Linked DNA regions of Mus musculus: regions 1 and 2 are each linked to region 3. Evidence: chromatin contacts called from ENCODE POLR2A ChIA-PET data. All regions are on one chromosome and are shown on one strand. Each heading gives the region's core, a stretch centred on a gene start or an enhancer-like site at or near the end of the contact. The rest is flanking DNA. Distances are from core to core; before and after follow the strand shown.

What was found. ChIA-PET counts read pairs that join two places held with the same protein, here RNA polymerase II (POLR2A).
Region 1: POLR2A ChIA-PET joins it to region 3 with 11 read pairs in embryonic stem cell. The contact joins the promoter of Avpi1 here to the promoter of Exosc1 in region 3. POLR2A ChIA-PET finds 5 or more read pairs at or near these places in 3 of 5 experiments (Patski and embryonic stem cell).
Region 2: POLR2A ChIA-PET joins it to region 3 with 11 read pairs in embryonic stem cell. The contact joins the promoter of Zfyve27 here to the promoter of Exosc1 in region 3. POLR2A ChIA-PET finds 5 or more read pairs at or near these places in 2 of 5 experiments (Patski and embryonic stem cell).

Annotation. Positions count from the first base shown.
Region 1 is chr19:42,126,878-42,130,254 of GRCm38, reverse strand. It overlaps Avpi1 (arginine vasopressin-induced 1), which reads left to right and starts at 1,262. Exons shown (of 3, transcript NM_027106.4): 1 at 1,262-1,384.
Region 2 is chr19:42,168,763-42,172,023 of GRCm38, reverse strand. It overlaps Zfyve27 (zinc finger, FYVE domain containing 27), which reads right to left and starts at 1,457. Exons shown (of 13, transcript NM_177319.3): 1 at 1,239-1,457; 2 at 281-478. The coding sequence starts at 477.
Region 3 is chr19:41,931,469-41,934,668 of GRCm38, reverse strand. It overlaps Exosc1 (exosome component 1), which reads left to right and starts at 1,355. Exons shown (of 8, transcript NM_025644.4): 1 at 1,355-1,417; 2 at 1,505-1,620. The coding sequence starts at 1,387. Zdhhc16 (zinc finger, DHHC domain containing 16) reads right to left here and starts at 1,224. Exons shown (of 11, transcript NM_023740.3): 1 at 1,004-1,224.

The sequences.
Region 1 (3,377 bases), core at 13-2,512, 200 kb before region 3:
CTCAGGGACGGAGCATTTTCTCAGCATGCTCACAGCAGTGAAGAACTAAAAAAGAGCCTCACAGATCCCCTGCAGTCATTTGTCCTTTCCAACCCGGCTTCCTTGGAACTGGTGAGACCTTCTGAAAATGCAAATTTAGTGCCACGCCACGGTTGTTGTTGTTGGTGGTGGGGAATAAATTAACCCTTGTAAAGGGCTGACCACATTATAGTCACTCTGTAAAGACTTGTAAAGACCGCAGAATGCCTATTCATAAGTACAAATCACTCTATTTCCTTGCTTATAGAGCCTCAGAGGGGCAAATGCAAACGTCACTGCCTACCTACATCCTCCCACCATGGCTACCTTGCTATTTATAGCGGATCTCCAGGCCTTATTTTATCCCTCTGGAGAAAAGCCGTCCTGGCTCCAGCGTGCTTTCTTCCCTCTCTTCCTTTATTCTGCCCAGGCCCATTCTTCCTCGTTCTAAAAACGTTAGCTCCTTTCTTTACTGGTTATGCTCCTTCTTGTGGCTTCCAGGACCTCTCAAAGATGCTTCCTTCCTCTTTACCTTCTTTCAACTTCATGTGATCATGATTGTAGTCACATACCAAGTGGTGGTTCAGTGTTAGCCTCTGTCGCTAGGCTGTTAACTACCTCAAGGTAAGGGTTGCAGTTCTCTTACAGCCCGTCAAGGAAACTGAACTGGAAAGGGTCTCAGTGAAAGATGTCCAAAGAGCTGTTAAGTTCTCCTTAGGTAACCAAACTGGCACAGTCGCTACAAGATTTGTAAATCATTCTGAATGCAGGCCCAGGAGGCCCGGGAGGTGAAGGGAGTTTTAGGAACTGTAGGTTATGAGGATCTTAACAGTGAAACCCTACGCCACGTGCGTTGGACTCGACCCAGAGAAAAGGGGCACTTGTCACGTGTACCCTGCAGGGCCCGCGGTCTCCAGCCGCACCCCGTGTCAGGAATGCGACCCCGCCCCGCCTGCGTGCCCGCAAAGCAGAGCCCGCCCCTGGGACTGACGTCAATCAAGGGGGCGCCTCCAGGCGTGGGGAGGGCAGGTGAGCTGGGAGGATGGGGAGGACCCGGAGGACACGCCCCTCGCCGATACTCCCTAGATGATTGGACTCAAGGAATCTCCGCACTGGGTTTGGAGGCGGGCACGGGAAAAGGGAGGGATAAGGCACGCCCCTCCCCCCTGCAGCAGCTGATTGGTCCGCGAAGGCTCCGCGTTCGATTTGGCGAAGTTGGCTCGGCTTCTCGCTCTAAGGCTGTGACCGAGGATTGGCTGTTGAAGGGGCTCGGAGCACTTTCTCTGAGGAACTGTGGCCGTGATCCAGGTGGCCCGGCCAGGCTCCCGGCTGCGTTCCGCCTGCCTCGGGCAGCTAAGGCAACCAGGTAGGTAGGCCACGGTCCGGCTCAGCTGTGCGTGGGAGCGCGCGGGCCGACGGTCGCAGCTGGGAATCCGCTGGGTCTCACATCCTAGATCCACTTAGGGGCTTCTCTCTGTCAGTCGCCACCTTTGAGCCCTGGGGCTCACTGTGGTGGGGATGTCGTCCTGTAACTTCGGCCAAGATATCCTCTCTCAATCTCTTAGCCAGCCAGTCACCTCCGCTTGGCCTTTGTGATCACTTTCAGGGCAGGAGCCCAGAGCTGCGCTCGCCCTTTTCCCAAAGCCCGAGAGAGGTTACAGTAGGCGTCTTGGCCGCCGGATCCCGATTGGGGTCTCCTGGAACTGGCAATAGGTTGACCCGACACCGATCTAACTTCCCAGAGGGCTCTACTCTAGCTCCGCTTGCTCTAAGTCCAGCGAAGAGGCTGGCGTGGGAATCCTGTCTGCGAATCAGTGGCGACCTCCAAAACCCCCAGACGAAGATGGCACGGTCTTAGAGGTTTCAGAACCTTCTGCCCCCACGTTTCTTTTGACCACCTTCTCAGCCACCTGGAAAGAATGAAAGTAACACTGGTAAGGCGCCCAGGTCTGACCACCTGGTTAATAGCCTAAGATCACCTACCAGCCTTGTGGAGTTGAGCAAGTCACCACTTCAAGAGGTCAGCTTTTTCATCTGGAAAATGTGTTTAACAATAGTGCCCGCTAACAGGGGATTAGGATGCCACCTGACAGGAGGACCAAAAGGTCCTCAAAAGTGCTCTTCTTGCTTGACGCAGCAAGCTTCCTTCTATGTAGCCATGGTTTTAAAAGTGCACAGATGAGCCTGTCTTTGAAGCCCTCTGAGTAGTTTGTACGTCAGTGCTAAATTAACCACGGCCATGGTTCTATATAGTCTTGTTAATAGCTTTCTCTTCGCATCATTTTTCATTCAACCAATGTACAATGTTGAGTGTCCACAGTAGGCCAGGTACTAGGATGGTCATTCATATTTCATCTCTGTACCCAGTGAGGATTTTCCCTCTCACTATTTTGATTGATGAACAAAGCAAAGGAAAAGTGACTTGTCCAAGGTCACTCAGTGGTCAGCGTCACTGCCACCTTAGGGGTTTTGAATTCTTTCAAAAGGATCTTTTCCTTGCTCTGTTAGTTCATTTTTCAAGTCATGCCTGAAAATGGGTCTGGAGTAGGGGCCCAGTTTCTTTCTTCACTTCCAAGGCAGAGAAGCGTCGAGTTAAGAGCTCTATAGTATGTCCTTCCTTTAATGCCCAATTCAAAAGATGTTGAACTTTGCCATCCTCAGTATTTACTCTGGGGGTTCATTCTGACGCTCTAGGGTCCATTTGTAGTGTTTTGCGACAAGTCCTTACTTGCTTGGTCTGTGCACGGATCCGAGCTTATCTTCTATGTCGGCTCTAGAAGGAAAGCTCTGTCTGTAATCTTAACGGCCCCATGCTTTTGCTTTTCAGTTTTAAAATGTACCATTGTTCAAGTATACACTGAGCTTCTTGGCGTAAGGTCTTGTCCAGGCGATTAGGAAGAAATTAATGATTGAACCTACTGAATGAGACAGGAAGTGTCTCCTGACAAAGTGTTCCCACCCCCACTTCAGTTTTCCCAATGTTTACCATCTTGCCCTACCTGGAATCCTACCTTCACTCCGTTGTCTTACTCCCAGGGTGAGGCTCCCACTAGCAAAGGGCTTCAAAATCTCCGGGGGCCAAGGCTTCCCAGGGTTGAGAGGGTGTGTGGTTGAGTGCTAGACACTAGACTGCCCGGTATTTCTTGCTTGGGTGTACTTAGCTCACTGGGGGCTGGCCAGTCAAAGCCCTACAGTCCCTTAGAGGTTGTTGGAACAAAGTGGGCAGCCATTTCCTCCTTCCAAACAGCTGCTGGTTGATCCTTGGTCTGCCAGCCTCTACAGAGAACACGAGATTGCTGATTGTGAAAAAAGGGCATCACCCTTTCTTCTACCACCCCAGGCCAGCCTAAGAGGCTACC
Region 2 (3,261 bases), core at 208-2,707, 240 kb before region 3:
TAAGCTATACTAGGCCAGTGTCTTTCCAGCAGTCCCTAAGAGGAGCTTATCCAACTACAGTCCTGATGAAGACCAAGTGGTTCTCAGTTCCCACCTTCCCTGCATAGCGCTGGAACACAAGTAGACCTGAATACACCTAAAGGTCACACAAGTCTCCCCAGAACTAGTCATCGCTAGAGCAGAAAGGATAGCCCAACTACTGCCTAGCTGGCCAGAACTGCTAAAGACCAGGGAGACAGGAGAGCCCAGAGGAAGAACAAAGGAACCCTAAAGTCTGTACCTTAGCAAGTATCGAACACCGTCCCCTGCATCCTTCAGGGGTTCCAGGTAGATCTCCAGCCTCTTGTAGGACAGGACCAGGTTGAAGAGATCAAACGCTGCTGACTTGGTAGGGGCAGGTGGACACTCAGAGAGAACCTCAGGCATCCCGCTGGGGCTCGCCTCCGGCCCACTCAGGTCCCGATCCGAAGTCTGCATTCTGTAATCGTAAATCCCTACACTCACGATGCACTTCCAGACTACAACACATTTCCCCCTTGCATTACAGTTCGTGTGGTTCCTAAGGTTAACTGTGAGAGGTGAACGCGAATACCCATCTCACACTGCAAGAAATTTTATTCCTACTGAAGTAGGAAGTAGCAGGGTGAAGGGGATGTCTTCGCTATAAAGCCTATCACTCTTCATGAGCCCCTCCAACGCTCCTTTCCCTCACAGACCTTTCAAGAGCATATAAACCATTAATAACCAGGTTGTTGAAAGAAGGCAGTAGGTAATGCCAAGAGAAAAGATGTCCTGTGACATCTTTCTCCTATCTTTAGCTCCTCCTTCAGGTGTCAGGGTAAGGGGGACCATCTTGTCCTGGGAAGTCTTTATGAACGCGCCAGTGTACACTGGGAGACCCTTACCAGGGCTCCCAGAGGTTCATGAATTTCTCCTAACAACACTCTTATCACGCTCTTAACCCTGGCTCCCATTCATCACTTGGAAAGGGGTCGACTGGACCCCAAACTCTCGACAGGACGAGCTAGGGAGAAAGGGAACCCAAGCAAGCGCGAGACAGGCTTAGCAGGTCAGTGCCGACAGAGGCCCAGACCACCAGCCTGTCTGAGGCCGCGCAGGGCAGGACACGCCTAAGGTCGCTGTGCCTGCAGGTGGCGACCCACACGCGGTGGGAGGGCCGGAGGGCCAGGCTCCGTAAATAAATACAGTGAGGCTGGGGCGTCACGGTCGTCACCTACCCGGACGCTGTCCCAGGAAAGGAAGAGACAGGAACGGCCAGGGGGACAGAAGGGCCACCAAGCCCCGGAGCGGTCCCTCAGGCCAGGCCCGCCCCACCCCACGCCACGCCACGCCACCTCCCACCGACGCTCCGAAGTCGCAGGTCCACCCGGGAACCGTCTGCCCCTCCACCGCCGTCGCTTCCGGGACGCGACTCACTCTGCGGTGGCGCGCCCGTGACGTCACCGCGCCCGTCCCGCCTTGGGTCCGGCCTCCGGGCTTAGCTCCTCCCACCCAAGCGCAGGTGAGCAAGCGCGTTGATACTGCGCCTGCGCACTCTTCCCTCCTTGGCTAATTTCTGGTTAACTCTGTTCCTGCCACCCAAGAGATGACTCGTTTAATGCCCGGGAGTCCTAGGACCTGGGAGCCAGCCTAGCTCCGGAACATTACAGCAAGGACAGTTAGAGAGTCTAGCGTGGTGACACACTTGTAACCACAGCCTTTTGGTTTCTGAGGCTGGAGTATTGCAAGTTCAAGGCCAGTCTTGGCTATGGGAGCTTCTGGCTCAAAAAAAAAAAAAAAAAAAAAAAAAAAAGTGGGGCGTGTGGGGGCAGGGATGGAGAAGGATAAAAAAAAAGAAAGAAAATGTGGATAGAAGCTCTGAGAACCTAGGGAAGACAGAAAACACATCTTGTATGTCAGGTGCCTATGGGTAGTGCCATTTTAACGGTGAGAGAGCCCCTGGCTTGCTGCAGGAAGACACAGCAGCACAGAAACCAGCTGTCTGCTATAGTGCTTGCCGTGAGAACGCAGAGACAAACTGTACACGACACTGAAGTTTCTCTAGTAGTATCAGTAATTTCGAGGGTTACAACATTAGCAGAGACGGAACGGTGGTCCGTAGCTGCTGTGTTCAAGGTCCTGTGCAGGCCGTTCCTAGCTCTATCCTCTTCACATCTTGTGACCCAGCTGTTGTCCCTTAAAACACACCTCCCATGGGTTTCCATTTAACCAGCAGGCAGGCAGTACACTAAGCTTTTTGTGCACATTATCTTATCTGTTCCTCCTTCAATAACCCTATCGGGGTTATCACCATTTCACAGATGAGGAGTTGTAGTCATGGTAAGTAACTTCTTTAATGTCACAGCACATAAACTGCTCGGAGCTGGGATTTGAGCCAAATACATCACTGGATGCCAGCAACCCCAGCCATACCACCACCCACACGAGGCTGCATCCACTGGCTTCATCTGTCCTGCTGTTCTCTCTCAGGTGCCTCAGTCTCAGCCAGCTGAACCCTCTTTGTTACCTGCAAGGGCCCTGGACTCTTGCCAAGTCCTCAGATTGCTTGTCACACCTGCCTGCCCCGATTCTTGCTTCCATCCAAACCCAAGCAAGCCATCATAGCAGGAGTCAGCTGTGAGCAGCCTTCCCTAGCTGTTCAGCCGACAATAACCCCTCCTCTGAGCTACCCCAAAGCTTCACTGACATCTCGTCCAGCATCTCTTTTTCAGAGAGACAGGCACGCCTGCTCTCCTCAGCCAGGACTCAGCTGCACTGGGAATCTGGGCTCTCCTCACTTCCTTCAGGCTGGTCACTGTCCCACAGGCTCTGAAATCTTTACTCTCAGTAATACCCCTTCGCCTGGAGACAAGATGCACAAGAAATTTCTTTACCTCCACTTTTGTTTCCTCCTCTGACTTGCCCGCTCTTCTGCTCATTCCTCACCTATTCAGCCCTCGCCAACTGTAATCCCGTCTTCCTGGGTCACCTCTGCCTTTCTGGCTGCCACACCCAGCGAACATTTCCAGTCTTCCTTGCAGGAGCTCTCAGCAACACTGGACACTTCGCTGTTCTTCCTTTCCCCACCTGAGCGTCCAGGAGACCACCTCTCTTGGCCTCCTACCCTCAAGGTCTCCTTAGGGTTTTTCTTCCCTTGAATGTCATCTATCTGCCACCTTCCTTGCTTCTAACCCTCCCTGGGGATTGCATTCACGTTCACATTCACCATCAGCCGTTAGCTAATGTCATCAGAAGCTAGAG
Region 3 (3,200 bases), core at 106-2,605:
CAAACCGGAAATCAAACCCGTAAAATGGAAAGCTTGTGGTGCCTATCAACTCTGAGTGAACAGAGTGAGACCAGGACCCTCTCCCCTCAGCCTAATGGGATATCAGGATAATGACGAGGCTAGAAAAAGACGTATTAAATGGGCCACAAGTGAAAAAGTTTTCCCTCAGGAAACAGAGAAAAAGCAAAGTCGTATTTACATCTAAATGTGGCGGGAAGGCACGAATGACCTGAATGCACGGAGGAGGAATAAAGCCAGCATAATTTCTCCACACTCCAAGTACTGCCACCTCTCAGTAGGACCCACAGGCCACAGTGGCCATCTGCCACCAGATTAGAGATTAGCAGGCAAGAGCACTCCCCTAAATCACCATCTGTATCTCAAAGAAGCCTGGCTGACAGGGAGGGAAGGGGAGAGAGCAATAAACTCCAGAGCCAATAGATGAAAGTGAGATCAAAGTCATGGCAAATTTCATCCGGAAAAAGCTGCTGCTCCCGGAACCTTTGCCACCTCAAGCTGATGTCAGATATCAATAAAGCACAATATTCTATTAATGAAGGCTTCTTTCCCGGCTAACATGCTAAAAGGGAAAAAAAAGCAAAAGGAATGCTATGCTAACGTCAAGCTGCTCATTCATAGTTAAGGAGCTCACACTCTATAGAGTATCTGCCTGCAAGAGAAGAAACTGTCGTTCTACAAAACTAGAAAAAGGTTGTGTCTCCAGGTGCAGCAGGGTCCATCTATGATGGGCTCAGGTCCAAAAAAAAAAAAAAAATCGGCTTAAGCTTGGGCTGTCTCGAACCAACTTCGACACTTTGTTGTACAAAGCAAACCTGGATCTGAGTCTTCAAACTCATGAAATGGGCGAGTTGGGGCTGAAAATGCGTTCGGACCTAGGAGGACGCATCCACGCAGGGCAGGTCGTAGAGAGATCAGGAACTTAACTTAAAGGCCTGGACACCGGGACTCGGATGGGAAGCAAGAACCGCGCCTTTACTCTTACCTGCCTCCTGCCAGCTTCTCAATCAGCCAGATTAGGCCCAGTCTCCCTGTCCGCCACCCACTGCCTCCCCTTCCAGCTCAGGACCCAGGCCGGGCCGAGCTAAGGCTGACCCACCATGGCCCTCAGCCCACAGCGCTAGCCAGCGGACCGGGACCCGCCGCCCGCCCATCACCACCCAGCTGCGCAGGCGCGAGGCCCGGAGCCCGCAAAGGCACGCCCAGAGATCTGTCCCGGGGCAGCCTGGGAAATGGAGTCAGACCTCGCTCTTACACCCCGTGCGGTCGAAGGCGCCAATTGGTACTCGTGTAACTGCGAGGCCGCTCCTCTAGCTGACCAATGAGAAGTCGTCTTGGTTCTCATCCGGGTTGTGGATGGTGGCAAGCATGGCACCACCGGTGAGGTACTGCATCCCCGGTAAGTGAGCGGTCTCCGCACGCAGTTCCAGGCTGTGTGGCAACCAGCTTCTGGGAGCCCGTGGCTGAGGCAGCTTGTCTTCTGCAGGCGAACGTCTGTGTAACTTGGAGGAAGGCAGCCCCGGCAGCGGCACCTACACCCGGCATGGCTACATCTTTTCGTCGCTGGCTGGCTGCCTGATGAAGACCAGCGAGAATGGCGCGGTAAAGGAAGCGGCTACCCAGCGCGCGTTCCCTCTCCGGGTGCCGTTGAGTTCCGGTCCTTGGGCACAGGCAGAGCGGGCGGACGCGTCTTTGGTGGCTCAGCCGCAGAACGCTTTGGTCTCCCGGCTGTGATCTCTGCGCTGTGCTGAAGCACACCGGCCGCACACCCGTTAGGTTAATCTGACTTAAGTTCTGTGGATGCACACAGAAGGAAGTGGAGGGAAAAGCACGCAAATGTAAGAGTAGCCCAGCCAGCCGAGAGCTTCCTCACGTGGTACATCTCGACTACCCCTCCGCTTTCATGTGTCCCACGTCACTGACATCAATGTAGTAATGCTGGCGATTTCCAGTGTCTTAGTGCACTAAGCTCGCTCTTGTCGCGAAGCCTGTGCAATTCACGTGTCGTCTATCTGGAACACACTCCTGCTCAACCCCTTTATTTAATCGGTTTTTTTAGTTGTTTTTTTTTTTTCCCAGAGAAGCCCTTCTGGACCTTCTGACTAAAAAAAAGTGGGTTTGGTGGCAGAAGGATCGATATGCCCAAGAATCTCCCTCCAGGGCACTTATTTAAATGTTACTCTTGATCACTAGATTCTTGCCCAACTAGACATTTAAGTGGAGCCACGATTGGTGGTACACCAGCGTATCCCCAGCTTCTAACAGGCACAGATAAAAGCAATCGTTGATACATGTAAGACGATAAAAAATAAATAAAAACTAAAACCTTAGACTTGTGGCTCATCAGTACAGAGCTTACGTAGTATGCTGACCCTGGGACCACAGATCCAATCTCCCGAAAAAATAAAAACTCTTTAGGAACTGGCTAGACCTAAACATCTCTCTTTGTGTTGAGCTTATTTGTAAAAACAGATTCCAGTCTGTTGGTTCTGGAGATAAAGTCAGCCTCAGCCTGTGTGTTTAGTCACTGCATCGATGTCTCTTGAGCACTTTCAATGTGACCTGCTCAGGGCTGCCCTTATTTGCTACTGGGGATAGAGTCACGAGCCCAATACACAGCTTTTCTTACTGAGGAGGCGGACAGAAATCATGAGCAAATGTACAAAAGAATTGTGCGGTACAATAAGAACATGTAACAGGCTCTGTGCATTCTAGACAGTGACAGGATTTAGTCATCTGAATATAAGTAGAGGTGGAGGAGAGCAAAGAATGTGATCCTCCTGTAGAGAATGGGTTAGACGGACACTGACATGGGAGGGACTTAGTAAGGTGAGGAAACCGCACCAAGCAAGAGAGGTAAGATGGTACTTGCCAGCTGCCATTGGACTAAAACAAGAGTTGCCATTCTGTAGCATTTAATTGCAAGATCTGACTTATGAAGTGTAAAAAAAAAAAAAAAAAGTATAGCTTGGAAGAGTCAGGATATTCATAATTATAAGCAAAAGGATTTGTACCAGGAAATTCCAAGAGAATCTTCAGTAATTTACAACTAATCAGAAAGGCTATATTAAACCTGGCCACCTAATTCTAATGGCTTCTGATCCTCTATTTCCTAAAATGACTGATGTCCTCTGCTATAGGCTAAAAACTAATCTACAGGCTGCTTTCTCAAACCAAGGCTT